4 separate regions of the Mus musculus genome follow, and regions 2, 3 and 4 are each linked to region 1. Evidence: chromatin loops called from intact Hi-C (ENCODE). Cell type or tissue: heart. All regions are shown on one strand. Region 1 overlaps Slc24a1 (solute carrier family 24 (sodium/potassium/calcium exchanger), member 1). Region 2 has its middle 5.4 kb from the start of Dis3l. Region 3 overlaps Gm36365 (a long non-coding RNA gene). Region 4 overlaps Megf11 (multiple EGF-like-domains 11).

Region 1 (8,000 bases):
GGGTTGTAGTTGTAGATGGTTGGTGGATTTATGCAGGACTGAATTTTAAAAAGCCCCTAGAAAAAAGTCACTGGGTTGCTTTTTGGCTGTAACAGTGATGGTGGTAGACTGATAGCAGCTACCCACTAAGAGCAGAGTTCTATGGAGAAAATGCCCAGTGTTCTAGATCTAGGTGAGTTTGAGTCGGAAGAGACCCTGAAGATCATCTAATGGGGGAGGGAGTCAGGCAGACTGCAAGGATGCTGAGAAGATACAGTGTGGGAAGCTGCATGGAATGAAGGCTCTGCGTGACTCCAGGATGGTCAGAAAAGAGAAAAACAACCCTGACATTTCCTCCTTGCTACCTGTGCCCTAAACCCTCTGAGTTATTCAGCTGCTGCTGCTGCCTTGGCAGTAAATTCATGTACAGGTTTGCTGCTATGGCCCCCTCTGGTCCCACAAGGTGTTCTGGCACCCAGCTGGTCTTCCTGGAGCATTTAGAACTTCAGAACAACTCTGTCACCTAGATCCAGAAGGCCCAGAGCCCTCTAAGCACAATCAATAGCTGTAGTATCCTGCTTAACAGAGGACCGCCATAATCAAAGAAAGGCAGGCTGGGCTCCCCACCCTGGCCCTGGCACATCTGATTGGCTAGAGGGACTCACATCACTTGCCCTGGCACATCTGATTGGCTAGAGGGACTCACATCACTTGCCCTGGCCTCTCGTTTCCCAGGTCACTGCCAGATGTCTCCTCCACTGCTGCTCTCTCCCACACATCTGACTGAGAACACAAGATAAACATGGGAGTCGAGGGAGGAAAACACCACCCTGGCCGGGGAGGTGAGAGTTCAGAGGACAGGGATCATCTCTCGTGGAGAGAGCTGGATCTGGGGAGTTCCACCGGAGAAGGGCGGAAACATCTGGATGGCTAGCCACCTGGAATCTGCCTGGGAGACGGCTGGGGTGGCTTGGGAACAAAGGAACCTGGGAGGACCTAGCCCCGCTAGGCAGAAGCACTGGCAAATGATCAGACTCCAGCTGCATACCAGGACACACCTGCAGTCATTCACTGGCCCGTGGCTTACCGCACCCACAGTCCATATAACAGGTCTTGGCTGGGACAACGGTCACCAGCTTCCCTGGCACTGTTCCCTCAAGTGCCCTGTCCCCACCCAGCATGGCTGGATCATCTCCTTAGTGCCAATCTCCTCTGACCTCGGCCTGGCCCGCGCATTACATAATCCTGTTAGGACAAGCAGGCCAGCTGGCAGCCTGATAACAGCGGTGGCTGGGTCTGGGAGCCCCACAGTCCATGCAGGAGAGGTTCTTTGTTTTCAGGAATTGGCTAGAGTCAGTGGTTCTGCTGGGAATGACTGGGCATGACCTAGAGAGCCAGGACAGGTCCACTCCAGCCTTCAGCACCTGAGGCTGCCCCCATCTGCTTATTCCTTAGAGGTACTGGGGCTGGTTGCCATGTCGCCCAGGCTCACCTTGAAGAATTTCTAAGGGAACTCTCACTGACTTACCTTCGACACTGCTTTTTCTAGTACAATATGCTTTTAAACACATAATGTGTCTGAAGGGGTAGGTCAGGGCCTCATGAAATTCTGAGGTCCTAGAATGTGCCAGGGGCCATGGCGCCAGGGGTCTTCCTGGGACTCTTTCTTGCATGCTATATTGAGGCTCTCCTGCCTAACTGCATGCCCTGGCTTGGCCCAACATTATCTTTTTCTGAGTGGACCTCCTACTTGGGCTCAGTTCTGCGCCAGAGACCCAGAAAAGGTGGGACCAAAGGGACCTGGAGACTTCCTGAGAGGCAGGCAGTAGGGTGGTAAGAGACATGTGGGGTAGCACTCTGGGGAATCAAGCGGAAAGACTTGTGAGGTATGGGACTCTTCACTGCTGCTATTATGTCAAGTTCAACTTCAGCACCTTAGACACTGCATTTACCCTGTGCACCGCTCCTCCACCCCCAGAAGTGGATGTGACATATCCTGGGGTGTCCTTTAGGACTCCTGGCTGAAGCAGAGGGGTGAGGGTGGAGGCGGGGGTGGGGAGAGCAAACTTCCTAGGACTCCAGAGCTGAATACAAAGCAAAGAGAGATGCCAGAGAGCTGTGGAGGTGTCCCCTGAAGCATCCCTATGGGACACTAAATCTGTCCCAACACAGATCTAAATAGGCCATGGTATTTGTGGTCTGGCTTTAGATAAAGCCCTTCATTATACAGACAGAGACATTGAGGCAGAGAAACATTAGAGTATTACTTAAGGACCCCAGCCGCCATGTTCCACATAGCTCTGTCTGGATGAGACCAGGCCTTACACATTCCCTGTCTTCCAGGCTGTCTAGCTTTCCCTACCCACTCTCTTCTCAGATAACTGTCCTCTCATCTCAGCCCACGGTCACTAGCATTTGCAAGTTCCAAATTCTCTCCGGTAGCGGGAGGGGAGGCATGGCACGGGGAGACAGGCGGGTGTCGGTCTTGCTTACCTTCCCCCAGGGGGTCCAGGCTGTGGAGCATGAGGTGGTAGATGGTGTTGCGGATGATACTGTTGTGCAGCGAGGCCGAGCTACTCCCTCGGGTCAGCACAGACGGGAGCTGAGCAAGGGGAGAGCCGGACAGACCTCAGTGGGTCCCTGCCCGGGTCAGGGGAGGGGCTGCAGGAGAGCCTCTCCTCCAACCTGCCTCCTTCCCACAGAGACCAGAGAGAGGGCGTCTTTAGCCCTGAGCCCCTGCTTCCTTCGCTCCCATCTCTCTCTCGTCCTCCGGGACAAGCTCCTTCTGCACCTTACGTGAGTCCCACAACCTCCACCAGGATCGGTGGTACCATGTGGTGGAAAGGTTTGCACCTCCCAGCAAGCAACCTTTCTAATACACACACACACTCATCTACTTCCACACAGGCAGGCTGCTGTGCTGTACACAGCCCTTTACGGTCCACACAGCGAGCCTGGCTGTGCGTGGTTGTTGTTCCTCACCCAGAGATAAGCAACACTAGGATCCCCATCTACAGAAAAGGACACGCAAAGGCAGGTGATACAGCCGAGGTCAAGCAGGGAGTCAAACTAGCAATCCAGGTCTACTAATTGCGAGCCCACTTTAACTTTACACCCTCAGAAACCTTCAAGGGCACCAAAGTAGGCACACCTGTACTGCACACAGATAGGACACACACCTATTCATAGCGGCACACTGAAATACTCTAAGATTACCCTTTTCTCCTTCCCTACGTCGCTCCAGTTGAACTCTTCTGCCACCTAGTGGCTATGGCTATTACAACGGATATAGGAGGTTTCAGCCCCACAGCCACCCAACCCCCACCCCTACTCCCACTCCTGCCTCCTTTCAAAGTTCCTATAACTTCTTCCACACCGTGCCTTAAGCCAGTCTTTCAGAAACCTTAGGCCCTGCCCCCTAGTTCCTTAGCTCTGGATATGCTGAAGCCATCAGTAATAGAAATTCTATCAATCAACATTGAGATTAGAGATTAGAACTTGAGTTTCTCTAGTGCAAATCAGGTCTTACAGATATAGAATCTGATTGTCTGGGACAGACGTTAAGAATTTAGTTCCCAAACTAGCACTGTGTGGAGCCTAGAGGCCCTAACCACACAGCCTGCTCCTTCCCGGGTCACCCTCATGTTTCCCAGGAGCCTCCCAGGCCTCCCAGGCCTCCCTGAGTTGACCGGGTTGCACAGCATCAGGACCTCAGCAACCTGGTGTTCAGACATATGCTGAGACCCAGCAATATCCCTGCTCAAACCAGGATGCTGCATTGCCTCCGCTGGGCGAGCTTCACACATCACCCACCTTCAGTTTCTTGCTGTCCTGTTGCTCGTTTTCCTCGACAGCATCCTCACTGGGCTGCAGAGGGGAACAGAAGTCAAGAGATGAGTCACAAGATGTCACGGAGAGACCTTGCCTTTTCATCTCTACCTGTCCTTCCTGTTCTTCTCTCTAGGAAAGCTGCTACTGCAACCCAAAACACCCCAGGATCTAATCTGTCCTCAAAAAAATGTCTCAACATGCCCACCACCTTTTGTCTCAAATGTGTCACCTGTCTGGAAAGCACATCCCAGGCCCCCCCACCTCTTCCTCCTCCTCCCTCTCCTCCTATTTGCCCTTCTTTGGCTCCTCTCTCCTTTTACTTCAGGTCTCCATTTAAATATCACCATCCTCGGTTCATCTCTTTAAATATATTTATTATGTATACAGTGTTCTGCCTGCGTATATACCTTCACAGCAGAAGAGGGCGCTAGATCCCATCACAGATGGTTATGAGTCACCACGAGGTTACTGGGAATTGAACTCAGGACCTCTGGAAGAGCAGCCTGTGCTCTTAACCACTGAGCCATCTCTCCAGCCTCCTCTTATAGGTGCCTATTCTTTTCTGCCCTCGCATTTGCCCCAATTTCTTTTCATGTGAACAGACATGATAAAGATGAGGTATATTTACTGAGTGGATGGTAGAGTCACTTCATCAATTCTTACTCCTTTGCCCTGTTCATGCCCTTTCCCTCTGTTCCTCTCTGCTAACCCGGATCATATCATTTGTTCCTGCTCAGAAAACCAGGGCGCTTCTTGTATAAAGCTTTCTCCATGACCCTTTGAGCTGCACCCCACCCTCAACCCCACTTTCCCCTTGAAAGTTGAACAGCATTAGCACATCTTGCGATTCAAAAGTCTTGCTGTGGGATCAGCTCAGTGCTTGTGTTTTAGGGGAGCCGTGGGACGGACTGCTGAGGAGTGAGGTCAAGTTTGAAGAAACCCGAAGCCCAGCAGACTCACTTTCTTTGCATTTGTAACCTTGAAATGCCATCTGGGTGATATATGACTTGGCTACTCAACTAGAGTCCAGTCTTCTATTTATTTTTAGAGATGGGTGTACCATGTAGCCCAGGTTAGCCTAGAACTCACTATTCAGTCCAGGCTGGCCTTTGTGGTGATCCTCCTACCTCAGCCCCCTTTACGGAGTGCTTTGCAGAAGTAAACCACCATCCCCTAGATCCTACATTGTCTGTCTGTCTGTCTGTCTGTCTGTCTGTGTGTCTGTTTGTTTGTTTGTTTTACCATGCAGTGATCTTTTGATGTAGTCATCTCTGGTCCCCTGACTTGTAGCTCTCAACAAAGGTAAGGAGGGTTCACAGACAATCCCAGGTGGCCTGTGACACTATCTTTAGACACAGTTGCCTTAGTGACTATCATTACATTCCCTCTGCTTCCCTCATTAGCCACTAAGACCCACTCATGAGCAGAACAGCTTCCTTCTCTGTTCAGCTCTAAAAATACCACCCGACCACAGGCTACCCTCCCGTCCAGCCCCGTCACTCCCCTCGTATAGTGAGCACATGCACTGTGCTAGATAAGGGGCTGTGTTGGTGGCTAGGAGGAGAAAAGATATTGAGGATATGGAGTTTGCATTCAGAAAGGAGTTGAGACCTATCTGTCACACAGATGAAAGCAAAGGAGAGCCTGGGTCACAATAAAAGAGGCATACATGGTGCCGCTATGTGAGGTGCTCAGGAAGGCTTCCTGCAGTGGACGGAGTGACGGCTTTTCCTGCAGTGGACGGAGTGACGGCTTTTGAAGGGTAGGGAAGGCTTGAATGGCTGGTACTGTTAGAGAATGGCCGTCTAGGTGAGTGCCACAGAGATGAAATGACCAAGCTGAACGTGAAGGGGAGCTGTGTGCTTCAATAAGCTCCTCTAGAGCTTGCAGGACACACCTGAGAGGTTATCGAGAAAGAGGTGGTGGCCCGCAGCCCTAGCTGCCACTACCCCACTCACCTCACTGATCACTGCCTGCCCACCTCTGCTTTCTCCTATCGAGTCCGCTGGAGGCAGACAAGTGGGGGCAGGCTACACTTCTGAACGGTTTGCTCTGTCCACAGAGAGCCAAGAGACTGATCTTTGCTCCACAGTGCACATCCCTCATGGGTTTCTGGGGCTCAGATTTATTCAAGCTAAAATAACTCTCTGTGTGCTCATGGGCAGTCTCAGATCGCACTTCTAGTGTTGAAGCCCTTTGTGGGGTGGGGGAGGGGTGCATGATCTTGCTGTTTAGCCCCCCCTCGCCTTGAATACTGAGTCACACACTTATGCAACTCTCAGCCATTTCCTTTCTTTTAAATGACTATATTTTGTTTATTATTGTTGCTTTGTGTGAGGGCTTGAGTGTGTGTGTGTGTGTGTGTGTATGTGTGTGTGTGTGTGCATGCGCAAGTGTGTGTGTAAGTCTGAAGACAACTTTGCAGAGTTGATTCTCTTTCCACTTTTTGTGGGTTCCAGGAATCAAACTCAGATCAACAGGCTTTTATGTCAACCTTTAAAAAACAAAAAACAAAACAAAAAACAAAAAAAAAAAAACCGGTTTGTTTAATATGAACGAGTGTTTTTGCCTTCACATGTGTATCTGTATCATGTGGATGCCTTGTGCTCAAGAAAGTCAAAAAGGGGTGTTGGACCCCTGGAACTAGAATTAGAAGTGGCTATGAGCATACTTTTCTGTCTGCCTTACAGCACATACCAGTGAGTCAGCCCAGGCTGGGCCCAGGCTGCTCAGTTGGGCCTCCACTCTCCTGCCTCCAGGTTCATTCTCCACCCCTCAGCCACAGTGACTTTCTAAATTTCTTTTTTTTTTTTTAATTTATTTATTATTATATATAAGTACACTGTTGCTGTCTTCAGATGAACCAGAAGAGGGCATCAGATCTCATTACAGATGGTTGTGAGCCACCATGTGGTTGCTGGGGTTTGAACTCAGGACTTTTGGAAGAGCAGTTGGTGCTCTTAACCACTGAGTCATCTCTCCAGCCCCCACAGTGACTTTCAAGCACACCAGTCACACTGTGTTCCTCCTCTATGTTCTAGAATGCCACTGTCCCCAAGAGAGAGGGCCCCCTGCTCGTCCACAGTGCAGCACTGGGTTCTTTTTTGTTCGGCTTAGTTTTGAGAGGGTTTCACTATGCAGCACTGACTGGCCTGGAACACACAGTCACCTGCCTGCCTCTGCCTCCCAAATGCTGGCATAAAGCACATGTGCCGCCCCACCTAGCCTGGGCCGCATTCTCATAACCTACTTTTTATTTTGAGACAGCCCTGGCTGTTCTGAAGTTCACTCTGTAGACCAGGCTGGCCTTGAACCCATGAAGATCTAGGTCTGTCTGTCTCCTGAGTGCTGGAATTAAAGGTGTGTGCCTCCGCCACCACCCAGCTAAACTTTGTTGTTGTTATTGTGCCAGGGACCAAACTCATAGGTCAAACGTATCAGACGAGTGTGATCTACCACTGGCCTATCTCTGCAGTCCTCTAGGTGTGTCCCTGCGACACAATGGACGTGAAGAGGTTGAACTGTTTTACATTCTTTTTGGAATGCCGGGTGCTGGGTGGGCATCTCACACTTCCTCTTCTGCACTCATTTCAAGTGTTCAGCTGCTGATGCCAGGGGCCACACCCTGTACGGCACGGCTGCAGTCTGATTCCTCACAGATGGTCCCGCTCCTCTGGTCCAACCTCAGCACAGGATGGCAAGACCACACTCCTTCAGGACAGCCTCCTGTATCCCGCTCTACCAGACCTCCCTGACCCTCTGAAGTCCCTGAACACTTGCCTAAACATTCCTACAGGATGCCGTAACTATTAGCTTTGACTCCTCCACCTTCCCCACCAAGGAGAACGTGTTACTGCGTAGCTGATGAGGCTTAGGTTGCAGGGCCTCTCTCCCTTTACTGCCTAATTTTGTAGAAGTGGTTTTATATTCTCCTTCTTAAGAAGTACCAGGCACCACAAAGGCTGGACCAGCTCCAGTTCCTCCATTAAGCTGAGCTCCAGGAGAGCCAGAAGTGTGTTTGATTTGTGTCACAGACCTGACAGGCTGCGAGTATAAGACAGGCCCTGCTCTTTCTCTCTCATCTCAGTTCTTTGGACCTCCCTTGACTATGACATTTGTTATCGACCCACAATTTCACACTTCACATCCAGACCTGATGCCCCATCTTCAGGCTCCTCTGTGCAATCGCC
Region 2 (8,000 bases), 590 kb before region 1:
GAGTAGCCAAAATTGTTCTCTACATAAAAAATGCCTTAGATAACTGTCCACCAATCCCTCCCCAGCTCCCTTCCTATCTTTTTTAAGCCACTGATGCTATGGATTGGAAGAACGACTTTGATTAGGTACTAATCTGCCCTTAATATCTCTCCTCAGCACTTTGTAGCTAGAAATTGTCTGCAAATGAACCACCCTTTAAGGAATAGAGCATAGCTAGAGTTTTATTGAGAGTTGATTTTTATCAGTATTTAAAATAAGGCTGTAGCTTAGTTGGTACTTAGCCTCTCTTCCCCTCACACCCTCTCCTTTCTCTCTCTGCCTTTTTGAGACAGGATCAGGACATGTAGCTGAAGCTAGCCATGAGCTCTTACTTACCCCCCCCCCCCCAAGTGCTGGGATTCTCATGCACCCAGGCCTGGCTTTATCCATTATGTTGAGGACCATGATTCCTTAGTTCTTAGAAATGATGATGACCTATTGTAATAAGCCAGGCCCTTTTGCTTGGTTGGGTGGGTGGTTTGTCTTGTTTGCCATCTGAGACCTCTGGACCAAAAAAGTGCCTATCAGGCAGAATAAACTAATTTATGTTACAGAAATATAAAACTTAAAAAAATTTTCGCTGGGCAGTGGTGGCTCACACCTTTGATCTTAGCACTTGGGAGGCAGAGGCAGGCAGATTTCTGAATTCGAGGCCAGCCTGGTCTACAGAGTGAGTTCCAGGACAGCCAGGGCTACACAGAGAAACCCTGTCTTGAAAAAAAAAATCAGTTTCTTCACTAGTGAGATGTCTCAGCAGATAAGGGTACCTGCTGTACAACACAGATTGACTTTACATAAAATGTAATACATTAATTAGCTGGGCAGTGGTGGCACACACCTATAATCCCAGCATTCAGGAAGCAGAGGCAAGAGGATCTCTTGAGTTTGAGGCCAGCCTGGTCTACAGAATGGGTTCCAGTTCCAGGACAACCAGAGCTACAGGGAGAAACCCTATCTTGAAATTTGAGTCCCCCCAAATCAATAAATTAATTTAAAAAATTCTCAGTGTCTAGGTCAAGGTGCTGCATGGGTACCGAATGTCATTTTTGTAGGATCCAGGCTAGTGGAGTGGGGAATCTCTCTGGAACATTGTTGCTCAATGGAAAAAGGGGAGAGAGTCCTCTAGAAAGCCTCACACCAACAAATAACTCTTCCTGGAAGAAATGCTGTTGGTCTTGCCATTGGCCAGAACTAGTCACATGACCACACAGCCAGCGGAGGAGGTGTGCTATTCTTCAAGCTCTGAAGGCAAACACCAAGAACTTTTAGAATATATAAGCAACTTACCAGGAGGCTCTGGCCACCCCCTCAGCCCTAAATCCACTCCATCACCAGCTTCACCCTCATCATTTGGGACAGCTTTAGCCCAGCTCACTATCTACCTCTTTTGGCAGAAGTCCCTCCATAAGCTACTAAGCCAAGCCTGAGTCTCTACACACCTGCAGTCCTAACTTCTCTTGCTTCCATATGTGATCCCTTATGGTAGATAGGATGGATGAACTCTCTTTGTCAAGTTTATGTCCACATTTTCTCTAGGGACTCAGATGACCCATGTTGTCTTGCCTCCCTCACAGATAGATGGGTGGTGGCCATGTGTCTGGGTTCCATTTGGCAGAATGTCAGAGTTTAATAGCACTGTTTCTTGGGATGGCTCACAATACTCCCCAACCCAGCCCCCTACCTACATGCTTTCTCTTAGCGTTGCATCAGCTAGATGCCAAAGCCTAGGGCATTGGCAGCCCAACATTAAAGATGGCAGAGCCCCCTGTCTTCTTTGGTTCCTGAACAACTGTGGAAGCAGAACTTGGCCTCTCCTTGACCAGAGGACTCTTGTACAGGTGAGATAAACCCTTTGGGGTTCTGAGTAGATGGGAATCTGAACATTTGTCAGGCAGGGAAAGGAAAAGCAGGCTCAAGACTTCAAGGTCAGCTGTCATTACCAATGTATACTTCCAGTTAACAAAGGAGACTGAGGTGGCTGGGGAGGTGGCTTAGTTGGTAGAGTACATGAAGAGACTTGTCTAAGAGTTGCAAGGCTGTGTTGAAAACAGACAAATAAGCAAATACCTATTGGTCTGATACTATACACACCATCAGGCAGTTGGATGATTTCTACACTCATACTAAACTAGACAGTCCTCTAGCTGGTGGGGACCAGTGTGTTCTGCCCTGGTCTGGCTTTGTAGGGTAACAGCGCCAAACTGGGCAGGGCATCTGGTGGCTTGCTTCTCTCTTAGGTTGATTCTTTCTCTGATAACCTAAGTGTACACGGACAGCAGGCTGCCTAGATATAGTAATACACGGTGGCTGCTTCCAGCACTCTATGGCCAGTGGAAATCTCTTGCCAGAGCTCTACTTCCCTGGTGTATGGCTTCCATCTTTCTCTGTCTGAGCATCAGTGTACGTATACTGTGGACCAGCCACAGTACCAACAAGCCTTCTTAGAGAAGCACTTTGGGAATGCAGAGCTCAGTGTCTACTGGATCATAACCTAAGCCTCATTAAAGGTTAGCCTGGGGAGGAGGGGGCAACTCTGCTGAGAGGCCCAGAATGGCGAATGTACAAAAGAAATTCCAGAGGATGAGCTGAAAGGATGAGAGTGCATTGCAGAAGCAGTCATTGCAATATTCTGTGTATTTACTTTTTATTGACTTATTTATGTTGACTTCAGTACAACATGCTTACTACAACACAAACAATGCAGCAGGATGCCAAGTAAGAATGCAGACGTTCTGTTCTCGTCTGCAGTCTCCTCTCATGGCCATACACTGCTTTTGATTGCTTCTCAGCCATTTGGCTTAAATCAAGAGAGCACCATTGGTAGTTTGTACGATCCCAAGAGTCAAAGATGATCCAAGGTTTGCAACTCTTTGGTAATCTGCATTATACCAGTTAATCCCAGCTGAGGCATCTTGGCTCGTAACTGAGGATAAAGACTGTTCTAGGCATCTTTTCCTTTCCTCCTGTTTCTTTTTCCCCTTCTTCCTTCCCTTTCTGTTGCTGTGATAAAACACTCCTAAGAGGATGCTGAGATGGCTTAGTGTCAAGGGAACCTGCTGCCAAGCCTGAGGACCCACAAGCAGAGAGTGGACTCCTCTTGTCTTCTGATGTCACATATGTACCGGGGCATGCACACTATGGCATGTGGATGCTACAAAAGAAACAGAACACCTAACAGGAGCATCTTAATGGAGAAAGGGTTTTTTTTTGGCCCACAGTGCCAGGAAGCAGTCCCTCATGGTAGGCATGAGGGTGCTGCAGGGAGGTAGGAGAGTGAGGCAGCTGGTCACACGTGTCCGCAGTCAGGACTCAGAGAGGGATGGTTGCTGCACTCTGGTTACATTCTCCTTTCTATACAGCCCAGGATCCCTCCCAGGTAATGGTACTGCCCAGTGAGTGAGTAATTTTACCTCAGTTGGTCTAATCAAAATAATCCCTCACAGACAGTCCCACAGGCCCACTTCCCCATGTGTTTCTAGAGCTCACCAAGTTGGCAGTTGAGATTAACCAACACATTTCCCCTTCAGGTCGTTTCCTTTTCTTTCTTTTGTTTTGAGAGGACCGGCCTCCATCTTAAAGGGAAAAAAAGCCTGAGAATTTGACCTACAGCAGAACACAAGCTATACCCATGTACTAGAAAGGCCCCACGGCTTGTCCCTGGCCAGAGTTACTACTCCCTAGCTACTTCCTAGCAACAGTTAATCAAAGATTAGTCTGATTGTTTCAGATGTACTTTCAAACTGTTTGTGATCAAATATAGTCTTGCTTCAGATCACCCACCCATCAGCTTATAGCCGTTCTATTAGATGCTTTCCAGACTGGACACCCCCTCCCTCACCCCTCGCTCGCTCCTATTTTCTTATAAAATGTGTCCTACTGAGGGTTCAGGGCTGCTCCCACTTTCCCTTCCAGTCCTGCTGTGTCAGAGTTGGGTTGGAGGAGAGCCTAAGCCTGAGCTTGTAATAAAGAAACCCTAAGGCTATTACATCGGAGACGGTTCCTTGGTGGTTTTTTTTTTTTGTTGTTGTTTGTTTGTTTTTTTTTTGGGGGGGAGGGGTGTTCATGAACCCTTCCTGGCACATTTTGCTGTGAACCCTTCCCGGCACAACAGTTGGGTGTGGGATGGAGAAAGGCTCTCTATGCAGCCCAGGGCCTCCACATCTTAATCCCCCTGCTTCGGCTTCTAGGTGTGCAGCTTCATGCCCAGTTTGTAACTTCTGTGTTCTTGCATTTAGTCCTAAAAGCACCACCTTGACTTCTGTTCAAAAATATGTTTTCCAGGAAAAGAAATGACGTAGGAAGGACTGAATCAACCACCCAGGACACACAGCAAGAGAGTGGCAAAGTTGACTTTGGACCTAAGCAGAATGGCTACAGAATTCTTATAGCATTGACCCAGCCATATAGCCTTGTCCTTAGTAAACACAGACACTTGTAGGATTCAGGGTACATTCTGTATGGCTGGCCGCAGGAACCCAATGGCCTACAGAATTGGAAACCATGACTCAGTTAATGACCTCACCATTTACCTAACTTCTGGAGCTTTGGCACAGGAGGTTCTGGGTCATGATGCCAATGAATTAGTGGTTCTAAAGGTTCTGTGCGTGTCTACAATTACCCCATTAGCTGGAGTCAACTGCTCTCACTTGGACCCCATGGCAGTGGGGTGCAGTGCTTGCTAAGATCACTTTGCTACCTGTATTAAGGGAGATTTCATTTCCTATATGTTGAAGGTTAATATTAATCTTTGATTTGCCATTCAGAACATTCAAGGAACTCTAATAACACAGTTTGCAATGATTATTCTGAGATGTTCTGCTAACTTGCTCTAATTTTACACTTATAAGGGTCTCAGCCAAATTTCCACTGTACCTGCCAGTAACTCTAGTGTTCTACCACTAGGAGGTGCTGTTTCATCGATTTTTTTTTTTCCTTTTTCTTTTTTTTTTTTTTTCCAAACTAAGTGCCTCACTTGATCCCTTCCATGGGAATATCTGATAGTGAAAGCCTTGGCCTTTCACATACCACTCTTAAAATGTATCCAATTACTGGAGACAAAAAAGAAACAAGCAAACAGGTTAGTGTTTTAACAAAACCTTTGTTCAAGGAGCTCAAGGGTCTGGATACTTCCACATTAATTAGAAGCTAAGCTTCATTGATTAACACCAAAAAAAGAAAATAAATTCCTGAGTCTTGAGGCGGAGTAGAAGAAAATTCAGTCATCTGGCTCGCCAATTACAATTCAAAAATAGAAACATTGCTCTTGTGGTTTAATTTTTTTGATTGATTTTCTTTGATGAGATTAAGTTTTTGTCCATCTTGTAGGGATGTTTCAGCAGGTCTTGATAAATATTTTTTTTCCCGCTGGATAAATTCATCACACAGAGCTTTCCTGTTTACTCTGCTTTGTTACTGCACAGATCTGAGTTGGGGGTGGGCAAATCCCATTTTACATCTGTGTCAATAGACTAAGAGTTCTGAAATCAATAGAAATACAACAAAGTTTAAGGAGAAATGGGAAAGAAAACAAGGAATACTTGACCAGGATCCTGAACCTCCAGGTTTAGGATAAATTAAATAAGGAACATCTACTTATTTTCATTGCTTAATAAGTAAGGTAAAAGGCACGTGAAAGGGTACTTTTCTATCTGGTTAAAAAGCAAGAGAATACAGACAGAAACTAGAAATGGCACTTATTCCCAACTGTTTGCTTGTTTGCTTGCTTGTTTGTTTGTTTTCTGGGACAAAGCGTCTCTACCTGTTCTGGGGTGGCGTGAACTCCCAGCAATCCTTGCACCGCAGTCTCCCGAGCCCTGAGATTAAAGGCATAAGCCGTCACTCACTTGGGATCTAAGTTTTGTTTAAAAGGCCCTCCACACCACCACCGAGACTCTCATTTGAACAAGTAACTGGGATAAAGTGTGTCTACACCAAAGGGCCAGGAATCTTGGAAGGTCTTAGAATTCTGTCTACCAATTTTTTGTTTTTGTTTGTTTGTTGAGACAGGGTTTCTCTGTGGGACAACCCCTGCTGTCCTGGAACTCGATTTGTAGACCAGGTTGGCCTGGAACTCACAGCGATGCACCTGCCTCTGTCTACTGAGGGCTAGGACTAAAGGCATGCATCACCATGCCCAGCTACCAAGATGATTAAAAAAAAAAAAAAAAAAGAATCTCGGGCTACTGAGATGGCTCAGTGAGCAAAGGTTGCATGGCTCCAGCGCTGCGTCATCATCCTGAGCCCAGACTTCACGTTAGAGCCTTGCACAAAGCTGTCCCCTCCTCAACTGGGGGAGGGCAGCAAGGCCACACTTTATACTCCTACCCAACAGCCTCTCAGAAAGAGGAGGTGAGCTGCCAGGTGTGGTGGCCCATGCCTTTAATCCCAGCACTCAGGAGGCAGAGGCAGGCGGATTTCTGAGTTGGAAATAGCCTGGTCTACAAAGTGAGTTCCAGGACAGCCAGGGCTACACAGAGAAACCCTGTCTCGACAAAACCAAAAAAAAAAAAAAAAAAAAAAAAAAAAAAAAAAGAGGAGGTGAGCTATAGGACCCATTCTTAGGATCCCTGGGCTAGGTGAGAGGACTCCTGGCATCTCTTGAAAATCTGAATTGTGAATTTAAGATGTCAGCCCTCTCTGAGCCCTCCTTCACCTGGTGGCTTCTGTGAGCAAGCCTGACACAGTGGGCAGCTGGGCCCTGGGCAGCATGCCTCCTGTGCAGAGCTTTGATGGGCAGACTGTGAAGAGCTCATCTCTGTAGAGAGCTTGTATACACACACACACACATACACACACACACACACACACACACACACACACACACACACACACACACTTCAAGAGATATTAGAAGCCCCATGAGAGAACCAGCTTAGATTTTAGAAACCGTAAGAATCTTGTCTTGTTTACCATTTAGCTTTCAAGGCCTTATCTTTTGTGACTGGAAGGCATTTTGGTGCCCTTCCAGTCCCCTAACATTGTTCTTTAATTAGCTGGAGGCAGTACAGTGATCACAGAACACTTCCCTTTCTCTGAAGCTCCCAGCACCTGCCAATCCCTGATCCAGAAGCCAGAGGGAAGGGGAAGTCTTTGAGCCCTGGAACTGCAGTTATTCTCCGTGTATATAAAAGTGTAGACAGTAACCTGAAGCCGGCCTCTTCATTAGCGGATGCAGACTTACGGGCAACCCTACTTATTGGCTAATGCTGGCATGAGATTTATGATCCTGGTAACATGGAGTTTTTTGTCCATGGCCTGTTACATTCATCATCTGGCAGAAAAGTAAAAAGGAAAAACCAACTAAATAGGATATAGCTGATCAACACCAAGCAGGCCATGATAAACTACTCACAATACTTAAACTTCTTTTCCACAGTTATTTAATTTGTTAGCAGCTTTATGGACCACACAGTGCTCCCTTCAGAGGTACAGTTCAGGATTGGGGGTGTAGCTCAGTGGTAGAGCATGTGCTAGGCCCTGGGGTTAGTCCCCAACACCAAAATGGAATGAAATAAAAGTATGTATAATTGTAAATACACTCAACTAAATATAAACACAAATAACCACATTTATTTATTATAGTTATATACCTTCTATATTACCTATACAATTATAAACATACCCATAGTTATATATATAATTTATGGGTTATTATATTAACAGATATATTCAATTCTTCATAAATATGTTTAACGGCAAGTGTAACACACATTTTGGTCATCTGAAAAGTAAATCCCATTCTTTCAAAAAAATTACTTTTATTGATGTGTGTATGTGTGTGCCTATATATCTGTATGCATACCACATACGTGCAGAGCTTGTTGAAGGCAGATGTGGATGTCAGATCCCCTGTCAGGCTTGTCATGAGAGGCCTGGTGTGGGTGCTGGCAGCTGAACCTGGGTCTCTGGTAAACAGCAAGTACTCACAACTGCTGAGCCATCTCTCCAGCCCCACTCTTTGA
Region 3 (8,000 bases), 160 kb before region 1:
TCACCGTCTAAGTCAGAGACACTCCCATGAGTCTGTGAGTGGGATCTGACAATTTCTTCATTGATTGAGTAGAAGGGTGAGCCTGGGTCAGTATTCCTCAAATTTGAGAAGTCAGGGACCCAAGAACACATTTGAAGAACTTGATTTTCACATGTTAGACCCACAACCTTCCTGTAGCAGTGTTCTTCCTAGTGGACAGGAAGGAAAACCCAATCGGATGTGCATCAACAGATGTGCGGATTGGCAGTGAAAGGCAATGGGGAAATCACTCAGCCATTTAAAAAAATGAACTAAGGGTGGGGAGTTAAGACGACTCAGCAGTCAAGAGTGTATACTGCTTCTGCAGAGGACCCAAGTTGGTTCCCACCACACATAACGGGTAGCTCACAACTGCCTGTAACTCCAATTTTGGAGATCTGACACCCTCTTCTGATATCCACAGGCACCTGCATACATGCGAGAAACAAACACACACACATGCACACACACGTCAAAATAAATTAAAGGAATGCTGATGTTACAATTTGGATGTATCTTGGAACTGTTTTAAATGAAGGAAACCAGACATAGCTTATCTTGAGAATCCATTTGAATGGAATGTTCAGAGTGGTCTAACCCAAAGGGATAGAAAGTAGACTAGCGATTTCCAGGGGCTAGAGAGGAAACGGAATAAAGATTGTTAATGGATATGAGGAGGTTTTCAGTGGTGGGGGTGGGGTTGGGGGTGGGGTTGGGGGTGGGGTGAAAATGTTCTGTAATTATATAGTGGTGAGGACTGCACAAGCTCATGCCAATACTCAAAATAGGATAAATACTCAGAGGATAAATTTTTATAACATGTGAGTTATATCTCAGTAAAAAAAAATCACTTATAATTTTAGTTGATCTCTATTTTGAGAATTACTTCCCAGGGAGGGGGTACACAACATCTACCCCCCTTCTCATAAAATGCCAATGGCAAAGCAAAGTTCAATTCTACCAAAGTTCATCTTGGGGGACCAATGAGTTTCGGGAGCCCGTTTATAGAGCCTGTGTGAGGGGCAACTGACAGGAGTGTGGCGACTCCTGAGCAGCTGCTTTGAAAAGTCTTTACCGAGCATGGATGATGGTTTCTTCCTAGCCAGCCAGGCAGAGGCCCTTCCATTAAAATTCCCCAGCCCTCCAAGGCTTCAGCCATGTGCAATTGAACAGAGTGGCAGACAAATGGCTGGGAGGTGTGGTTGAAATCTCAGGTAAGAATACAGTACCCTGCATATGTATCAAAAGATGGCCTAGTCGGCCATCACTGGAAAGAGAGGCCCTTTGGACTTGCAAACTTTATATGCCCCAGTACAGGGGAATGCCAGGGCCAAAAAGTGGGAGTGGGTGGGTAGGGGATTGGGGGGGAGGGTATGGGGGACTTTCGGGATAGCGTTGGAAATGTAAATGAGGAAAAAACCTAATAAAAATATTTTTAAAAAAAGAATACAGTATCTTCCCCTCCTCCTCCTCATAGAAGGGAATGAGAATAAGCCTGGAGCTCCTTGCAAGCAGGCAGAGTTGCTCTGATGAAGCTGGCAGCTGCGTTTGCTCAGGGGTCTGAGCCCTACAACAATCTCCAAGTACGTGGGCCTGTTTTCTGGTTTGGTTTTGTTTTGTTGATAGATTCTCACGAATCCCGGGCTGGTTTCAAACTCAGTCTGTAGCCAGAGATAACCCTGAACAATAATCCTGCTTCCCTCTCCCTAGTACAAGCGTCACAGGCCTGCACTGCCGTGCTCAGTATGCAGGATTGGGAATGGAAGCAGGGCTCTGTGCATGCTAGCTAGGCAAGCACTCCACCAACTGAGCTCTGTCCCCAGCCCCCAGGATGTCTTAGTTGGAAGCAGTGCAATCTTATTTCAAGATCCACGCATGAATGGGCTGGTGGTGTGGCTCAGTGGTAGCACACATGCTTAACGTCATACACAAGGTCCCAGTTTAGTCTTCAGTGTTACACATATACACATGCATGAGGTGGCTAGCCAAGTCATCCAGAAGATGTTAGCTGCACATGACCACAGAGGAAACCTGAAATCACAAATGCCTGTAGATAACCCCTAGACCCGAGAACCCATCCATGGGATGCTTAGGAGTCTATGACTCCCGGTCTGAGAAACACTGGCTCATGGTGTGTTGGCTTTGCTCCATGTGAGTGATGAGGGAGGGCCTTTTCCTAAAGTGCTTTCCAAAAACAAAGCCTGGCCAAAGACAACTTGGGATTATGAGTCCTTTGGCAAAGCCTGGGGAATGTAAGCATAATGTTCTATCTATGCTCTGGGTTCCAGGCTGAGCATGTGATCTGTAAGGCTAGGACTACAGGAGTCCATCACGAGATGAACGTGGAGGGTGGGCCTAGTTCACTTAACATGGAAGCTCCTCTGAGGAAGGCCTCCTTCCAGAGCCTCACTTAGGTCAAGTAGTAACCACTCTGACATAGACATGATCCCATGAAGGGTCCCTGATCATGGAGTTAAGACTGTGGCTGCTAAGTTGAAACAAAAGAAGAGGATCTAGAGTAGTGGTTCTAAACCTGTGGATCGAGAGCCCCTGGAGGGTCAAACAGCGTTTTCACAGGGGTCACCAAAGACTATTGGAAAACACAGGTATTTACATTACAATCCATAACTGCAGCAAAATTATAAGTAGCAATGAAAACAAATTTTTGATTGGGGCTTACTACAACATGAAGAACTATATTATAGGATTATATTACACATCACTAGGGAAGTTGAGAGCCATTGATTTACAGAGAAGGCTCAGCAGTTAAGAGTGCATGCTGCTCTTTTAGAGGAATAGAGTTCAGTTCCCAATACCCACATTGGGCAGCTCAAAACCTCCAGTAACTCCAGCTGCAAGGGTTTTGATGCCCCCTCCTCCGGCCCCTGAGGGTACTGCACTCAAAACACACCACCCACACCCACACCCACACCCACTATATATATATGAAATAAATTTTTAGAAGCAAAACAAAATAGATGAAGGCCAATGGCTTTCCTACATGGTCTGTTTGTCTGTTTGGACATGGCAAAAGCCAAGCCATGTAGGGGATGGGTCATAGTGAATCATTATTTACCTAAAAGGCAATTCTCTATCCTGTGCTCTTTTGCTTCCTCATATAGAAGAAAGGTGAGAAACCATCCTGCTTCTTGGGATAGCTAGCTTCTCAGTCAGTTCAACTCATCAAACTTAAAAAATATATATTTATTTTCTTTTATGTACATAGTTGTTTGACCTACATGTCTATCTGTGCACCGCCCGCACTGAGTGCCGACACCGACAGAAGCCAGCAGAGGATGTCCGTTACCCTGGACTGGAGTTACAGTTGTGAGCTGCCATGTAGGTGCTAGAAATGGAACCCTAAGTCCTCTGCAAGAGCAGTCACTGCTTTCTACTGAGCCAATTCTCCAGCTCCCTATTCATCAAACGTTTACCAAGCACCTAGTCCTTATGTATTGGACACAGAGTCAGTTTTGGGGGAGAGTGCTGTGACCTCTTCCCTTGGGGAGCTCCAACCTATAAGGAAATACTATTATTGTATTTCCCTATTATTTTATTGTTTTTTAAAATGTGCATGTATCTGTATATTCCACATATGTGCGGGTGCAGGTGTGTATGTTTCTGTGTGTACATGTCACATGTGTGCAGGTGCCCGTGAAGTTCAGAACAGGGCATTAGATCTCTAGAGCTGAATACGGCAGCTGTGAGCCACCCGATGTGGGTGCGAGGAACAGAGCTCTGATGTAATGCAAGAACCATAAGCGCTTCCCGCTGATCACTATCTCCAGCTTTGTTGTGTTTATTGTACAGAAAAGAGGTGCAGTGTTGAAAGGTCTTTGAAAGCTATGGAGTGCTGTGAAATATAATAAACAATGTGTCTTACGCTTATCTAATGTGGCTCAGCGGTTGGTCTGATCCTGTCTTTGAGTAAATTCTCTAACAACAGCCCATTTGGAATCTTGGGATGTATCACAGTTGGCAGAGTGCTTGTCTAGTGAGCAGGAAGCCCTGTGTTCCATACCTAGCACCATACAAACTGACCATGGTCACACATCCTTGTCATCTCAGCACTCAGGGGACAGAGGCAAGAGAATTACAAGTTCAAAGTCACATTTAGCTAGTTTGAGAGCAACCTGGGATACAAAATACCCTGGCACACCAGGAAGTACATAATTACTTTTGTCAAATTAAACATTGGGGTGGTCAGTATTTACCTGGATAGTAACTGAATATTTTTCAGAAATGCATTTCATGTTGTGACCACTAGGTGTCTCGTTATTTTACAAGAAAATGGGAAAGCCTGGTGTTTGCACTTGGGTTGCTAGCCACCTGCTGTGAACACATTTGCCTCAGATAAAAATCTTAACCCTGTTCTAGCAAACATGGGTGCTAGCGGATGCTACTCATTTGAGACGTAGAAGATATCGCTGTGGATCATCTCTCCTGTTCATATCCCGCGCACCTACAAACTGTTCTCCTGAGAACCGGAAGGAAGAAGACAGCATCAGTTTGCCAATATTCAAATGCTAAGACCTTGATGGGAGCAGTGGTGCATCACTCCTGGTGTCCTGAGACAGGGTTTATCTGTGGTCTGAATATGAGCTGACACCCTAAGCCATGCTATGCTGTCTCTCTGCACCTAGTCACAACAGGACCATCTCCTGCGCACAGACGTCACTCAGAGGAGTCTCTTTCACAAATCTTTTCTTTCACTGTGAACTTCGGGTTTGTAAACGATACATACGTACATACGTGTGAACATTTTCACCAATGTCATAGATGGCTTTAGACGATCTGTGGAAGAACTCTTTGCCTATAAGGGACATCAGACAGGCAGACACTAGAACAGAGAGGAAACTAGATATTTTCTAAAACAGATTGCATCATGAAGAGCCCATCCTCAGCTAGGAAGGTAGCTTAGTTGGTAGGGTGATTGCCTAGCATACTTGAAGCCCTGGGTTCCATACCCAACAACAAATAATCTGTAATCCCAGTATTAGTGCAACCCATTTTTGGCTACAGTCCAAGGCAAGCCTGGGCTTCGTGACATCCTGTATCAGCAAAACAAAATGAAGTAATAAAAAGTTGCAATAAGAGGACTCAGTGGGTAATGGTACTTGTCACCAAGTCTAATGACCTGAGTTCGATCCCCAAGAAAGAAGAGAACCAGTTACAGTAAGTTGTCCCCGACCTTGCAACACAGCATTTAGCACACACTAATGAATACACTTTTTTTCAAGCCTGTTTCATCAGGTTTTCATGCTCTGCTAATCAGAGTGTAACTGATGAGACCTTGTCTCAAAAAATGTCGTGGAAAAGAGACTCAAGAGGAAGCCAGTCACTAACCTCTGAGGTCTACATTGTGTTTGTGTGGACAAGTGGACCCCACACATATGCACACATGCAGACAACACTTACACACATATACACACATATCACAAAAGGGTCTTTGATGATAAACAGAAATGCTTGTAATAAAACATAAATTGGGAAAAAAAAAGCAAGGGCACAAAGTGTACAATATTAACCCCAACTCCATGAACATCCATATGTAAAATGGGGGATTCCTGCAAATTCAAACTGACGATAGGATTGCAATCTTCCTTTATAACTTGCTATGTTTTCCTTCTTTCCACTTTAAACATATGGTATTTTGTAATAAGAGGGTAAAATCCATGCAAAGAAGGACAGTCCATCTCATTGAAGTCATGCTGGTCAAGATAAAATTGTGTGTGTGTGTGTGTGTGTGTGTGTGTGTGTGTGTGTGTGTGTTTGCTTGATTGCAGGATACACGTGTGTGGGAATTGTGCCACTGAGTTTGGAGGTCAGAGGACAACTTTCAGGAGTCAGCTCTCTCTGTCTTCCTTCTTATGTGGATTCTGGTGACCGGAGTTGGATCTCCAAACTTGCATGACAAGCACTTTTACAATGATCCATCTTGCCAATCCTGGTCAATGTAAAATATTAATAAAGGACACATCAATTATTTAAGTAACTAGAAACCAATGACATAAAAGACAAGCCTCAACCTCTGTGTATTTTCTATCCTGACAAAAATAGGAAGATAAAAATCAGTCAATTTCTATCTAACGTCAAATATCCATATATTTTTGGTTGACTTTGATTCTTAACTACATTTTCACAATTAAATAACAGGTTATAATCTCAATTCAGCATTAGCTAGATGCCTTTTTTTGTTTGTTTTTTGTTTTGTTTGCTTTGTTTTTTCTTTTGACAGAGTCTTATTGCATAGACCTCATTAGCTTGGAACTCATTATGTAGACCATTTTGTAAACTCACATCCTCTGCCTCAGCCTCCCCAGCGCTGGAATCAAAGTCGTGTGCCAGCAGGCTTGGCAGCTGGACTCACTCTTGCTTTGTAATTTTAGAAAATCCAAATCATTTCTATAACTTATAAGTTGTTCCTCAGAAATAATATCCTCTGATTTAGATCTTTAGTGGAAAGTTTTAAATTTTTGTATGTACATAGATGCTTGGCCTGCATAATATTTGTGCAGTACATGTGTTCCCCGTGCCCACAGAGATCAGAGGAGGGCATCAGACCCTCTGGAACGGGAGCTACAGGCAGTTGTGAGCTGCCAGGTAGGTGCTGGAAATTGTGCTCTACACGAGCATCCAGAACTCTAACCACTCAGCATCTCTGCAGCCCCATCTGTTTTAGACTTTAGAGCTTAAGGTATCATTTGCTTGCTTGCTCGTTTTCATGAGAGTTTCACTATGTAAACCAGGCTGGTCTAGAACTTGAGATTGCCTTGCTTTGGCCTCTTGACTACAGGAATATGCCACCGTGCCTACAAAGCTCCCCTGTAAGCCCCACTCTCAGTTTTTGTGTTGCTATGTGTCAAACATATGCTCACACATGCTTTACAAGGACTCTACCATTGACTTCCATCCTCAGCCCTTATTCATATCTTATTACATTTTAAATTTAATAGGCCAAGTAATACACAAACATATCCTCATTTTAAAGATTTAGACAGGGGCTGGAGAGATGGCTCAGCAGTTCAGAGCTCTTTCTGTTCTTCCGGGGGGCCACAGTTCACTTCCCAGAACACATGTTGGGTAGCTCACAACCTCCTGTAACTCCAGCTCCAGAAAATCTAATGCCCTCTTCTGTGGGATACATTTACATATACACATGTATGTAAATTAAAATAATGTTTAAATAGTCACACAATATAGACATAAAAAAGCCTCCATTTGCCACGTGTTCAGCTAATAGAAGTTGTCATTGGTTTATATAACTTGCAATTAATTTATTTGCATATTACTTGCATGTATAGATATGCATATAAAATGTAGTTTTACTTTTTCACTTTTACATTGTGTTATATCATCCACATGGTTTGGTAACTTTTTTTTCCTCTCTTGTTGAAACTCTACTATACTTTGGTGCTTAAGGTTTGGCATGATTTGCATACTGCAATTTCTCTGATCTCCCCCGTCCTTGGTGGTTACAGTGAAAAGGTTGCTCCTGCCTCTATGTATCTATATGCACGAGCATCTTTTTTGAAGGAGGTATTGGGATTTCTGCTTTTAAAACTATATGCACTGGGGCTGCAGAGGTGGCTCAGCAGGTAAGAGCATCATGTTCTTCAGTTGCACAGAACCCGAGTTCCGTTCCCAGAACCCACATGGGCAGCTCACAACCAGCTCGAACTGCAGCTTTGGAGGGTCCAAGTCACTCTTCTAACCTCAGTGGCCACTGCATGTACACGGTGCACACACTCATAACCACACACATAAATATATATAAATAAGGTTTTTTTTTTTTTAGAGTATCTGCTCTTAAAATTCTACCAACTAGATTTTAAGTTTGTCAAGTTTGTTGGCAAGTGTTCATGGCTAGTACTTTTAACCATAGGACCATCTTGCTGGCCCTCCGTTTTCCTTTATTTTTATTTATTTTTGTAAGTGTAAGTGGATCTGTGTGTGGTGTGGTGTGCATGTTTGCATGCTGG
Region 4 (8,000 bases), 540 kb before region 1:
AGATCAAATATAGATCGAATCTTTATTGAACGCCCAACCTTGGGGTAGGCTCAGTGAGGGTGGGGAGTAGGACTAATATATCTCATTTATCATCCGTAACAGCTCAGGTAGCTATAGAGACAAGAGCCCTTGACTGGAGAGGGTGTCAGAACAGCAAGCAACAGAAGACCTGAACTCTCCTAGCAGGAACAATAAGGGACTTGGTATCTCCTATAACAAGAGGTCTAGGCTATTTCCTGCTCCAAGGTTGTTTCTTTCAGTGGCTTGGCTACATCATCGAAGATTCAGATACTTTTCATCCTTTGTTCTCAAGGTCACAAAATGGCTGCAGTGGTTCCAAGTCCTCAAAATCATGTACAGTGGCAGAAAAGACACAGAAGGGAGCCTTTCCCCAGGCTCTGATTAAACTTTGCCTCTTGTCTTCTTGGCTGAACTTGTGAGTTCAGTGCCATGCCTGCCCTAAGCAGAGGCAAGGGGAAGAGATGTTTACAGTTGGTCTAGAACAATCTTGATGGGCTATGGAGTCTCAGAAAGGAACAAAATTGGACAGGATCAAAAGCATCAAGCTACAGAGAGTTTAAGACCCGGGTTTGGGGGCTGGAGAGATGGCTCAGTGGTTAAGAGCACTGACTGCTCTTCCAAAGGTCATGAGTTCAAATCCCAGCAACCGCACGATGGTTTACAACCATCCGTAATGAGATCTGATGCCCTCTTCTGGGGTATCTGAAGACAGCTACAGTGTACTTACATATAATGAATAAATCTTTATAAAAAAAAAGACCCAGGTTTGAGTCCTCTCTACTCTGCTCTTCCAAAGGTCGTGAGTTCAAATCCCAGCAACCTCATGACTCTGGGCAAAGTATTTTAACCTTTTGTGCCTCGGTTACTCATCTATATAATGGGATTAATTAGGAAGATAAATCTGAGTTAGCCCAATGACTACATTTGACCAATACAAGGCAAATGGAGGGTTTGAAGATTTGACTTTTTGAACATCAGGGAATATATAACCAAATTCAGGAGATGTTTGTGGATTCTACCATCGCCATCATAGATATTCAGGAGGCAGAGGCAGAGGTAGAGGAGGCAAGATGGCCAGAAAAGCAACCATAGAGGAAAACCATGCCATCAGAGGGAGGCACAGCAGTCACGACAGGCTTCCTAGAGGTGGTAGTAATCAGGGCACATTCCAAGACCCTGGCGCTGAAGCCAAGGAAGGTTGAAAGCTCTGTCTGCCTGCTTTGCTCTTTTTCAATGGTGGGATACAACAAATCAGGCTAAAATAGGATCTTCCTGTGCAACCACAGAAACTGCCTTGAGACAGGGTTTTATACATCCCAGATTCCCTGTGTAACTGAGGAGGACCTTGACCTTTGAATCCTCCCACCTCCACCTCCTGAGTGCTGGGATTACAGGCATGTATCATCTCATTGGGTTTAAGTGGTTTGGGGACTCAACCCAGGACTTCTTTCATGTTGGGCGAGTGCTCTACCCACTGAGCCACAAACCCAGGATAGTGGTTGATGGTACCTGTGGGGTAGGTATCGCCATTGTGGATCAGAGGCCGCTCCTGTTGCTCCCTCACAATGCTGGACTCCTGGCTTCAGTGCTAGCTGGTTCTCAGTATTGACCTCTTAGGCCATGTCTCAGCATTATATCATCATCATCACCACCACCACCACCACCATCATCATCCTTCTCTTCACTGTGGGGGTTTGGGGTGTGCATTTTTGACATGGAGACTCAGGTAGCCCAGGCTGGCCTCAGATTCACTGGTGGATGAGGATGACCTTGAACTGTCAGTTCTCCAGTTACATCCTCCTGAGTGCTGGGATTCCAGGAGTATATGTGACCTGGCTTAGGTAATATTAGCAATATTTGATGCCTAGCAACCATCATGACTTTTGATGGCATCCATTTCTCAGATGTCTCCATATTCTCAGTGCTTGGACCAACTTAGAGCCTTTTGCTAACCCCATGACTCCTATGCTCTCTTCCCAATGTCTAAGCACAACCTCTATCTTTACTGTTTTCCTCGGACATAGCTCCCTGGCCTGAGAAAACTCCGGTGGCATTCTGGGTGATGACACCCAGCCTCCTGCTCTGTCATCTTGCCGTGCAGAGACTAGTGTGCTCTCTAGAACAGTCTGAGGGACTTTGTTAAGGAGACGGAGTGGATGTCAGTGCAGAAGTGGCTGTGGGTTCAGAATCCACACTGTGAGCCCATTGTGTAGCTCTGGGGCCACTGTCAAGCAGCTGGGGGGATTTTCTATCTTTTTTTTTTCCTTTGAGATCTTTCCAAAGCATGAACCTTTCATTCATGAAATGAGGCATAAGCTCCCCACGTAGATATTTGGGCTTTTCACAGTCTGCCTTCATCTTATCTTTTTCTCCCCTGCTAAGCCTCTTCCCTCCTCCCCTGCTAAGCCTCTTCTCTCTTCTCACCTCACCTGTTCCCCTCTCCTCCCTCCCCTGCTAGGTCTCTACCCACCTCACCTCTGGGCTTCTCCTCACCTTACCCCTAGGCCTCTTTGCCATGGCAGTAAGTCCTGCCCTTCTCTGGGTTTTCTGAAGTAGCCCTCCCTTTAAGGCTTGCTTCAATCTGTATCCTCATTAGAGCTTCCCTAAGTGCTGGTGCCCACGGTGATCTCCAAGTATTGACCTCCCCTTCCCTGAACTGTAGCAATTACTGCTCACACCATGAATTCCATGTTTAATAGGACACCGCTAGTGTCGTTATTCAGCATTATTTCAGGGTGCTCCTCATCTCTCCCAGTTGGATCCTAAACCCATTGAGATCCTCGATGAGATAGGCTGGGCCCTTATTTGTGGCTAGCACTGCGGCCATTAGGTGGTGGTGGTGGTAGTAGTGGTGGTTGAACCAGGGCCTTGTGCATACAATACAGGACAGTTCAATGGATATTTGTTAATTTCTTGAGACAGGGTCTAACACTGCACAGACTGGCCTTGAACTAGCTGTGTAGCCACAGATGACCTTGAACTCTTGATCTTCCTGAGTGCTGGGATTACAGGCATGCATCACCAGGCCTGCTCTCAGCGGGTGTTTATTGAATTCATAAACCAGAGAAATAGATTATTTCCCTGAAAAAAAAAAGCCTGTTTTTTTTTTCACTCAACCTCAATTGAAGGGACTAATTTTAATGAATGCTTCCCGTATGTGGAACATTACTTTAGGCAGTTGACAGTTACCTTGTAACTGTCTTGCAAGGGTTCAGGGAGCAGAGGTGGCCAGCAGGGGGCGCTGGGGGCAGCACAGGGCTGGCCTTCATCTATTTATACTTAAGTATCTTGTGGACATTCTTGCCATTCCTGGTCTGCTGGTTTCTGGTCTCACACTGCTTTGTTGCTTTTGCAAATCCCCAGAACTTTGAACAACTTACTTCAGACTGCCAGCTTTCCGCTGAACACTTTATTTGACAAAGAAAAGGGGGTGAGGCCAGTGGACCAGGAGAAGACTGAATAAAGGTTCTCAGAGTCGCTGATGGCTTCAGATGACAGTGGGCAGGGTGGGAGCTCCTCTGAGGTACCAGGCACGTAAGGTGTTTAGCAGAGGAGGGAGTGGGCTAGAACCTCCTTAGGGCACCACAGCTTAGTAAGAACTTGTATTGCATGTAGGCTCTAAACCTGGGCTTCCTCCTTAAACAAGGTTTAACACTCAACACCTAGTCCCCAGGCACGTGCAAACATGAGAACACATTTGAATAAAAGAAGCAGGGTCTTGGAAAGTTCAAGTGACAGGCCCCAACTGGATGCCTATCTCAAATGGTGACCTTCTAGGGCCTTCTGAGGGAAGGGCTTCATGGGATGCCTTCCACAGACTGCTTTGGAGTTGGTTTGGCGGATCCTATCTCTAGGATCTATTTTCCTGCCCCAGCAACCTGCCCTTCCCCTGCCTGACCCGTCTGCTTTATCACCAGAGCTTAAAATAAATACAATAAATATAAACACCCCCAAACTTTTTCTTTCCTGCAGAGGATGAGCAATAATCTACATATGCAAATAAATGGCATGCCAGCCCCATGAATATTAATTTGGAAAGGGAGTCTGAGGCTCTGAACTACACTCAGAGCCAGCAAGCTGGCATTTTGCAGCCCCTCGGGTGCACGCTGATAATCAGGCCTCGTGTTTTAAGGCTGCCCCTTCCATTCTGGGCTCTCTTCTCACCTAAAGCAGTTACAGGGCAGATGGAAAGGGTCCTGGGTAGCCGAGCTTGGGGCTCGGGGTGGTGGGTGAGCTTCACTCTGGGTCTTTTTCTGAGCTTGTCTTGCTCCTTTGACTGGAGACCAGGCCTCAGCTGCCCTTCCACTCAGGCATGAGCAGTGAGTCACCAGGGACAGGTCACCGTTCCGGGGGACATCATGGGGTGAATGTCAGGAAGTTGGCTTGTTCTGCCTTTCATAGGTAACTAGGGACACAGAGACCTGGAGGGGTGGTGACTTCTCAGACTGACTCCATGCTTTGTGCAGGAAGCAAGAAAGCTTATTCATTCTTTTCTCTGAAAAGCACATTTCTTTTTGTGTGTGGTGGAGTGAGTGGGCTGGGTGGCATTTCAAGTTTGTATACTTTTGGGGAGAGAGTCATTCTCTTCTGTGAACAGTCACCCAGGGACAGGTGGCTTCTAAAAACCCTGTCTTGTATCCCATTTGGAAATCATTCCTCTCCTCCCTCAGACTTCCATCCTCTCCTCCCTCAGACTTCCAAATTAGATTAGCCACAGAGCAGAATTAATGAGCACTCTCAGCCGAGAGACGATGCAGGATGGGGAAAAAGGCCCAAGTGCCTCCAAGGACCAGGTGGGGTGAAAGCCCGCTGGCCAGGCTGCCAGGCAAGGGACTGCAAGGTGTCCCCAATCCCTTTAGGACTGGGAAAGTTCCGGGGCAGCTGGACAGAGAGAAATGCTATAGCATGTGACATCATTGAAAATGGGGGTAAGGGTGGGGGCTTGAGCTGAGGCTACATATGGACCAGTAGGAAAGTGCTGGCCTAGCATGCATGAAGCTCTAGATTCAATCTCTAGACATGCATAATACCAGGGGTTGTGGGCATACCTGTAATCTCAGCACATGGGAAGTAGAAGAAGAAGGATTGGGCTTACAAGTGAGTTGGAAGCTAGCCTGGGCTACATGGGACCCTGTCTCAACAACAACAACAACAACAACCACCACCACCAACCAACCAACCAGCCAAAAAACCCCCAAAAATCCCATAAAAACTACAGTATCTTAGGTTGGGCATACTGATAACCTTCTGTCATCACAGCACCCAGAAGGCTGAGGCAGGAGGATCTCAAGTTCTCAAGTTTGAGGTCAGCCTTGGAAAGTCTTTATCTCTCAAAAAAGAAATCTGTCTTGGGCTGTGGTGAGCTTCAGCGTAGAGGGCACATACCAAGCCTGGGCTCTCCATCACTGCAGAAATAGTTAATCCTTTCTCTTGCTCTTTGCTGTTGCTTGTGAGGTATCAGGTCTTCTTCATCTTTGCTTTTTTTTTTTTTTTTTTTTTTTTTGAGACAGGGTCCTATGGAGCCCAGAGTGGCTTTAGACTCCCGTGGAGACTGGCCTTGATGCCCCGGCCTTCCTGCATGCACCTCCCAAGTGTCAGGTTATAGGCATACAATAGCATGCCTGGCTCCGCTCCCCTTTGGAGGCTCCTCCTTTTCCTTGTCCGTGAATATTAAATAAGCAGTCTTACTTCTTATGGCTCCTTTATGGGTTCAAGTTCCTATGCCATATTGGTCAAGCAGGTATTTTAGTCACTTGGATCTTTCTTTCCAGACAGACCTGCTGTCTGCCCTGTGTCTGTGTATGTGGGTCTTTGTGGGTGTTGATGCCTCTTGGTGTGTTGTGTGTTCTACGAATATGTACCTCTTATCTGTTTCCGAGCAGTGTCATAAAAAGGGGTGTGTCTTCGTGGTGTGACTTTTGGTCTGTTTTTTGTCTGCGCCTCTGAGTGTCAGCACCCTCGTGTCTGCATACATTTCTGCACACACTGAAGGCCCAGTATGGACAGATCTTGCCAGGGCTGGGTAGCCTAGTGCACAGAGCACCCTGGGGCCTACAACTTCTCTAAGGTCTTCAGGATGTCCCCTGCTCTTCCTCCCATCTCTAGACAAGCCTCAGAGTCCCCAGGACACTTGTTAATTGCCCTCTGTCTCTTCTCTCTGCCTCCCTCTAGAGGCGTCCTGGGCTTGGGAGAGCTGCTACTGTGGCAGCTAGGATAGCCCTAAGTCATTTGCATTTGTGTTTGCATCTCATTTGCATGGTCCATACAGACTCACTTTCAGCTCTGCAGTTCTCAAGGTAAAAATGTAGTGCTTTTCCTGAAGGTCATTATAATAAGCCTTTTTAGCCTTTTTTTCCTTTTTTTTTTTTTTTTTTTTTTTCTGGTTCAGACTTTCTTCACGGAATTCAGGGAAAGAAGGCAGCAGAAAACACCCAGAAACCATTGCTTTACTCTCAGCTCTTCCAGCTGTCAGGTAAAATCCCTGGGTCTGTAGGTGGAGGTCCTGGGCTTTGGGAGAACAGATAGTCTCTGAAGGCAGGTCTGGGCAGGGGCCCCCTGCTCCTCTAGTTCCTGGGCTTAGATCTGCAGAAGGGAACAGCAGGGGATCTTTCCCGCTGCCATAGGCCTGAGCTAGCCTGGAACACAGAGAGGATGAAGTGTGTCTTTTCCTTTCCTTTAAAATCCCTAACACATAATTGGCCATCTTAGGTCACAAGCGGCATCCCAAAGGCTTCCTCAGGAAGGCAACACCTGACCAGCATATTCTCCACAGCCCAGCGCCAGGCGCTGTGTTCCCCTGTGAATGTGGATTGCAGTCCTGGCTCTGCCTCTCATTAACGCTGTGTGTGTTCATGTATGTGTGTGTTCACATGCTTGAGTATTGTTCTTAATCACTGCTATACCTTTTCTGTCTGTCTGTCTGTCTGTCTGTCTGTCTGTCTGTCTATCTATCTATCTATCTATCTATCTTTGAGACGGGGTCTCTCACTGAACCTGGAGCTCACAGTGAGCCCTGGGGATCTACCTGTCCTTGCCTCCCAGTACTGGAGTTACAAGGGTGAGCTGCTCTGCCTGGCTTTCTATGTGGATTCTGGAGAATCTCAACTCACATTCTCATGCTTGTGCAGGAAGAGACTGAACCAGGTCTCAGTGAGAGACTCTGTCTCAAGAGCAAGCTAGACAGGGGTTGAGGATAATACCTGAGGCTAACCTCTGTCCTCCATACTCACACGTATACACATGAACATAGGTGCACGCGCGCACGCGCACACACACACACACACACACACACACACACACACGCACACATGCACACGCGCTCACATGCACGCACATGGTGCTTTACTGGGGACAGGGCTGCTATCTCAGATCAAAGAGAGGGAGAGGAAAAGGAATTCAGGATAAGGATACAAACCAGCAAAGGCAGACAGGCCCATCTCGGGAGGACCGAGAATGCCCTGATGTGCAAGTGGCACTTCATGATTCCATAGCCGTGTGTTCGAGAAGGGGAGGGACTTATCTACTGTCCCTTTGGCTCATATACTATGATGGAACCTTGGCTGATATTGCCAGGACCACTGAGGCTCTGTCTCCTTCCCCTGGTGTGTGCTGGCTCTGGGTGCAAAGGGCATTTGACAAGCCATGGGTCTAGAGAAGAAACCTGCTCTGGGGCACTGTTGTTCTTGAGTTTGATGGAGGCTGTACCAAAGCTGGCTTACCAGGGGATGCTGGGATGGGGGCAGTGTTAGCTGAGACTGTGGCCTTCATGCAGATAGTGGCTGATGACCCGAGAGGCAGGTGGAACTCAGCAAATCCAGCCACACAACTCCAGGGTCTCATTTGCACCCCACCAGTCAATGGATACACTCATTCTTGGGGATAGGTGCTGGAGCTGGGCTCTGCTTGTAGGCGGGGTCACCAGCATCTCTTGATCAGGTGAGGGGTATCTGGAAAGCACTCATTCTCTGGTCTGCATGATT

Evidence for each region. A loop is a pair of places that touch in the nucleus more often than their neighbours do. Peaks named below come from ENCODE experiments on the same cell type or tissue, not always from the same donor. Only the 100,000 strongest peaks of a DNase experiment are listed, where the experiment ranks them.
Region 2: a loop joins it to region 1, with 2.3 times the contacts of the local background. A loop is called at or near these places in 5 of 42 quality-filtered maps.
Region 3: it touches region 1 in a loop (5-fold over the local background); 15 of 42 quality-filtered maps call a loop at or near these places.
Region 4: it touches region 1 in a loop (4-fold over the local background); 6 of 42 quality-filtered maps call a loop at or near these places.

Annotation. Positions count from the first base shown.
Region 1 is chr9:64,933,443-64,941,442 of GRCm38, forward strand. Slc24a1 (solute carrier family 24 (sodium/potassium/calcium exchanger), member 1) reads right to left here. Exons shown (of 10, transcript NM_144813.2): 3 at 3,793-3,846; 4 at 2,473-2,581. It overlaps Gm39361 (a long non-coding RNA gene), which reads left to right. Exons shown (of 3, transcript XR_870866.1): 2 at 715-821; 3 at 4,702-4,815. Among named protein-coding and RNA genes, the nearest start is that of Gm39361, 4.4 kb to the left of the region's middle. In heart, CTCF peaks have their summits at 3,239 (motif pointing left) and 4,235 (motif pointing right); DNase peaks (open chromatin) are centred at 909 and 3,289; H3K4me3 peaks cover 400 bases; H3K27ac peaks cover 4,197 bases; H3K27me3 peaks cover 830 bases.
Region 2 is chr9:64,342,616-64,350,615 of GRCm38, forward strand. No RefSeq gene overlaps it. Among named protein-coding and RNA genes, the nearest start is that of Dis3l, 5.4 kb to the left of the region's middle. In heart, CTCF peaks have their summits at 4,927 (motif pointing right) and 7,105; no DNase peak of the experiment used is centred here.
Region 3 is chr9:64,775,452-64,783,451 of GRCm38, forward strand. Gm36365 (a long non-coding RNA gene) reads left to right here. Exons shown (of 3, transcript XR_379558.3): 2 at 1,496-1,601; 3 at 3,245-3,911. Among named protein-coding and RNA genes, the nearest start is that of Gm36365, 8.0 kb to the left of the region's middle. In heart, a CTCF peak has its summit at 4,269; DNase peaks (open chromatin) are centred at 240 and 2,210; H3K27ac peaks cover 387 bases.
Region 4 is chr9:64,391,106-64,399,105 of GRCm38, forward strand. All of the region lies in intron 1 of Megf11 (multiple EGF-like-domains 11), which reads left to right. Among named protein-coding and RNA genes, the nearest start is that of Megf11, 9.5 kb to the left of the region's middle. In heart, CTCF peaks have their summits at 3,243 (motif pointing right) and 6,194 (motif pointing left); no DNase peak of the experiment used is centred here; H3K27me3 peaks cover 1,937 bases.